Linked DNA regions of Homo sapiens: region 1 is linked to region 2. The links are chromatin loops, found by intact Hi-C in ENCODE. Cell type or tissue: heart left ventricle. All regions are shown on one strand. Links, peaks and the distances in the headings refer to the core of each region. The heading gives the core; the rest is flanking DNA.

The links. Peaks named below come from ENCODE experiments on the same cell type or tissue, not always from the same donor. Only the 100,000 strongest peaks of a DNase experiment are listed, where the experiment ranks them.
Region 1: a loop joins it to region 2, with 14 times the contacts of the local background. A loop is called at or near these places in 59 of 110 quality-filtered maps.

The regions. Positions count from the first base shown.
Region 1 is chr1:165,927,081-165,929,999 of GRCh38, reverse strand. No RefSeq gene overlaps it. Among named protein-coding and RNA genes, the nearest start is that of MIR3658, 21 kb to the right of the region's middle. RefSeq lists a silencer at 1,618-1,727. In heart left ventricle, for the core only: a CTCF peak has its summit at 1,711 (motif pointing left); no DNase peak of the experiment used is centred there.
Region 2 is chr1:166,432,693-166,435,611 of GRCh38, reverse strand. No RefSeq gene overlaps it. Among named protein-coding and RNA genes, the nearest start is that of LINC01675, 56 kb to the left of the region's middle. In heart left ventricle, for the core only: a CTCF peak has its summit at 1,713 (motif pointing right); no DNase peak of the experiment used is centred there.

The DNA.
Region 1 (2,919 bases), core at 311-2,810, 510 kb after region 2:
CCAGCTGCATCCCATTCTGTGCTGTTCTCCTTCAATTTCCTTGGGGGGGTGGGGGCGGGGGCTTGTGGGAGACAGGTGCTAGCTCTAAAGAGGACCTCTGGAAACAAGTGAGGGAGCCACCTGTGTCCAGTGTGGAAGAGAGTCCCTTCCTGTGCTCAAGGAGCTGGCTATGCACTAGGCTGCAGTCAATGAGGTTTGCTACATCCCATCTTTAGGAAAATATGATTTAATGACAAGAATGTCCTTTTGGAGAGAGCAAATCAATAGCTCTGGGCAGTATCTTTGGACAGGTTTAGCCATATTCTCAAAGTAAAGGGTTTCAATCTGTGAAATGTGAAGAAAACTCTATAGTCATTACCAAAAAAAAAAAAAATAGACTTCAGTTAGTCAACTGGATAATAAGACTCAAGACTCACTCCCACCCCTCTATCCCACCCCCTGGCTCGTGTTCTGAAACAAAAGCAAAAAATAAGCACAAATTGTGCTGAGAAAATGATTAGCTTGGGCTCCTTTGAAGCCCTAAGTCACAAGCATCAGCCCATCTGCCGCTTGCCTTCACCCCATATTTTAGCCAAATCTTCACACGGAATTCCATGGTCCCAGGCTTTGCTGACCACTCCCCTCTCAGGAAGTCTTCTGTTTCCTCTGTCCCATCATTCAGATCAAGATGGACCTCTAACTTTCTCAAGTGGCCTCCAGCAAGATTCTGCTCTCCTTACCAGACAGTCCTGACTGGGGTGCTGTATTGCTAACTGGAAATAGCTTAAAGGGTTGTCCCTCTCGGAGGCAGCATCCTTCCTCTCAAAAGCTACTCTGAGTTTAGGGAACAGCCACCTTAAGGGAGACTTAGGCCAAGCCACAGAGACAGGTAAAATGAAATGTGGATGCTTCCATAGCATCTAAGTTGGAAATGTGCCTTTAAAATGCAGATATCAGCTGGGCGTGATGCCTCACACCTGTAATCCCAGCACTTTGGGAAGCCAAGGCAGGCGGATCACCTGAGGCCAGGAGTTTGAGACCAACCTGGCCAACATGGTGAAACCCCATCTGTACTAAAAATACAAAAATTAGCTGGGCATGGTGGTGAGTGCCTGTAATCCCAGCTACTCAGGAGGCTGAGGCAGGAGAATTGCTTGAACCTGGAGGGCAGAGGTTGCAGTGAGCCAAGATCGCACCGCTGCACTCTAGCATGGGCAACAGAGTGAAACTCTGTCTCAAAAATAATAACAATAAATAAAATGCAGATATGAATGACAAGGTCCCAAATAGGGATATTATAAGGAAACACAAACCCAGGCTAAGGGCCGAGGTGCTCACCTGCTGGTCAGGTGAACAGGGACTTCCACGGAGTAGCTCCGTGGAGAGCCGAGCACTGTAAAGATATCCAGGAGGGAGAGGGTTGGAGAACAGAACTCAGTCTTTGAGATAGCATGACATGGGGGAGGCAGCAGGGTGTAAGGGTATTGGGTTTACATTCTGCAGGCAGAAAAACACGGGTTCAAATTCCGGCTTCTCCATGTATTGCTGACGACATAATTTACTTAACATCTCCTAAAGCTCAATTCCCTTTATGGAAAGAGGGGTAATTCAATCTACCTCACAGGATTCAAATGAGGTTTAAAACAAAACAATGCATTTCAGTGACAGGCATACAGTAGAGGCTAACTAGATAAATGGTTGATGAACGAAATGAATGCGAGAAATTACAATTGCGCCCCCTGGTGAGGTTTTGAAGCCTAGCACATTGGAGAATGACAAGCACATGGGAGATAGTGTCATTACAGGATGTGTCAATGTGTCATGGCCAATACTTACACACACACACACACACACACACACACACAGTCTACCTCTGCCAGATTCTCCTTGCTGCTACAGCAGCAAATAGAAATGACCATGTATTAGTCCTTTCTCCTTATTCTCACACATACACAAATGCAACCAAGAGAAAAATCTCCACATCTAAGTGTGTCCAAAAGTCATATCCAAGTTCTGTATTATCAAATATCTATTAGCAAACTCAACAAAAATAAACGATGGAGAAAAGATTCCCTATTCAATAAATGGTGCCGGGATGACTGGCTATACATAGGTAAAAGAATAAAACTGGACTCCTACCTATCACCACATACAAACAATAACTCAAGACGGATTAACGACTTAAATGTAAGACCTCAAGCTATAAGAATCCTAAAAGAAAGCTTAGGAAATACCCTTCTCAATATTGGCCTTGGCAAAGAATTTATGACTAAGTCCTCAAATGCAACTGCAACAAAAACAAAAATTGACAAGTGGGACCTAATTAAACTAAAGAGCTTCTGCACAGCAAGAGAAACCATCGAGGAAGTAAAGAGACAACCTACAGAATGGAAGAAAATATTCACAAACTATGCATCTAACAAATGTCTAAGACCCAAAATCGATATAAAAACTTAAATCAATAAGCAAAAAGCAAATAACCTCATTAAAAGTTGACAAAAGACATGGACAAACACTTCTAAAACGAAGACATACAACCAGCCAACAAACATATGACAAAATGCTCAACAACACTAATCATCAGAGAAATGCAAATCAAAACCACAATGAGATACCATCTCTCGCCTGTCAGAGTGACTTTTGTTAAAAAGTCAAAAAATAACAGGTGCTAGCAAGGCTATGGAGAAAAGGGAACACATATGCTGTTGGCAAGAATGCAAATTAGTCTAGCCACTGTAGAGAGCAGTTTGTAGATTTCTCAAAGAAGTTAGGCTGAACTACTATTTGTCCCAGCAATCCCATTACCAGATATATGCCCAAAGGAAAATAAATCATTCTACCAAAAGGATACATGCACCCATATGTTCACTGCAGCACTATTCACAATAGCAAAAACATGGAATCAACCCAGGTGCCCAACAACAGTGGACTGGATAAAGA
Region 2 (2,919 bases), core at 255-2,754:
ATTGGCAAAGGGAGAAGTTGAAATAAAAATCAGTGTAACAAAGGCCTCAGCCAATCCTACCGGAAGCTCTGGAATTGGATGGCCTTCTATAGTTATCCCAAATGGGGAAAGGAGGCAAGCCTTCACATCTCCACATAAACCAATCATTGGATGTGGCCTGACCCCAAGATGGGGATGAGGTTTGAGGGAGGGGCAGTTCTCTTCATCTGAAAGCTATTGACCAACAACAATTCCAGTCCTAGGTGGGGGTATTCTGGGAAGATCACCATGGCATCCACTGCAAATATTTATGCCTTAGATCTGAGTTGCAATAATTCAGAAGAATAAATTTTGCATTTGAAATATTTGGGGTATTATTGGGCAAGGCAGACTTCTGGAAGGGATTTAGGTAACATGCTTCATACTACCAGATTTCATCAGTTATCATCATCAAGATAGATATCAACAATTTGGAAGATGAATTCCAATTTTATTATTACTTTATATATTATGAAAAAATAAAAATTGCCACCAATTAAATTATGATGCACCATATTATATGTAAGAGGTATCTCAATTTCAGAGATAGGAAAGTGTAAATAAAGCCCCCCTGGATCTTAGAATTGATATGTAGTAAGTTTTAACACCCCTCCTTGCCATACACACACACACACACACACACACACAGAAGAAAATGGTGTTTTTCGTGGTGTTAGTGAATGTTGCCAAAATGGAAGTAAAGTAGGGTAGATTTATTGGCAAGATCATCCTCAGTCCAGGTGTCCAGATAAAGTAAAAGTTGTTCACTGCTTTACTTCCCTACATCGTACCTATGTCATGGTATATGTAGGGTAGGGAGCACATCCCAGTGGATAAATGGCATTTGGCATTCACAGAAAAGAGGACCCAGGGAAGACGTCCAGACCAGAAGGGACTTACTAACCCACTCACTTACTCAGGAGTCCTTCTCAGCTCAGGACACATGTGCCTGGGGTTGGCCATTCTGTCTCTCTCATCCTTTAATCCTAAGACTATAATAAAGGGAAAGGGGCCCTCACTCTTTCCCTAACCCACCCCAACTTTTCCTTTGACAAGAAAGATGTAGAAACAGTGTTCAGGAGTGAGGATACTCACCACTATGCAAGGCACAGTTCATTCTCTCTCAGTCCACGCACACCTCAGGCTCTGCCTTCTCTGTCCCACCTACTCTGTGGCAAACAATTCTTCTCTCTTCAGTCATAGCAAAAACTCTTGACATGTTCCCTCCTTCGTGTAATGTTTTATGATGACCTGAATGAGAATCAATCTTCTTGGTCTCTTCCTTTCTAAACTCCCACAGAGGCCTCTTCACTCATGTTTCTCACTTTAAATGTACTTACATCTTTGCTTGAACAGCATTCAGACTTGGTTTAATTGCAGCATTTTTCTGGGATGTGGCTGTCAGCATATCCTTCACAGGCTGACACATGACCACAATGTCTCTCCCACATTTTCAGCAACACAGATAATGGACTTGGCGGTGAATGCTGATTAAAGTCATGGAGCCTCTTGCTAGCTTCTGTTGCTGCTGCTGATGCAGAGTCAGGATCTTAAATGTACATCAAGATCTCCCAGTTGATCCTACAAGGTCTATCCTGGACAAGGGTGCAGGGTTTTCCCAGCAGCCCTCTACAATGGGATGATTTGCTGCTCGGGGTTGCTCTGATTTTCTAAGATGCTGGGGGGAACTGGAAAGCATCAACATTTATCATGCACTAGAGGGTGCCAAAGTCCTGGGTAACTGAGTCCATCTAGGAAGAGTGTGTCTCACCTTGAAGCCCCAGGAAAGAGAAGCAGCGTCCAAATTTCTAAAGTTCTTAAAAAATGACGAGTTCATGTCCTTTGTAGGGACATGGATGAAGCTGGAAACCATCATTCTCAGCAAACTATCGCAAGGACAAAAAACCAAACACCACATGTTCTCACTCATAGGTGGGAATTGAACAATGAGAACACATGGACACAGGAAAGGGAACATCACATACCAGGGACTGTTGTGGGGTGTGGGGAGGGGGGAGGGATAGCATTAGGAGATATACCTAACTGCTAAATGACGAGTTAATGGGTGCAGCACACCAACATGGCACATGTATACATATGTAACAAACCTGCACGTTGTGCACATGTATCCTAAAACTTAAAGTATAATAATAATAAATTTAAAAAAAGAAAAAAAAGAAATTCAAATAACCAAAAAATAAAAAATAAATAAATAAGTAAAGTTCTGCAGCTGGACTGGGCATGAGGACATCTGCTGGAACACATGCCTGCATTATCAGAGAGACTATTCTAAAACATTCAGTAGATCAGGATCTATACCACTGCTGAAGGTTTTTCAAAGGCAACACCACTGTGATTGAAAAAATATATATTTTAACAGTAGTAATAGCTACCTATTTGCATACTATTTATTGTATGCCATACACTGTTGTAAGCACCTTATATACATTAGATCCTGTCAACAATGCTAAAACATTATCTTCAAGTTATAGATGAGAAAACTAAGGCAGAGCGCTTAAGAAATTTGCCCAAGATCACGTAGCTTGTAAGTGGCAGGACCAGGATTCAAATCCAGGAGTCCAGGTACAAGGCCTTCAACACTCTGCTTCACTCACATGTCAACACAAGTATCAGGCACTCTATAGCCACATTTCTTGTCAGAAGTAAACATAAATTTCCTCCAGCTTCCCTGGTTAGGCAACTACCACGTTCAGTACCCTTACTAGTAGAAAGTTCTTTCTTAACAGTCCCATGAATCCAGTTCCTCTTTTTTACTTCCACCCTAGATTTTTTTTTAATCTATCTATATATATTTTTGCACTCTAGACTTTTTGACCATATTATGGAGTATTTACTGACTGCCCAGCCTCAACAAATGGGGATTTTTTTTTTTTAAGATGA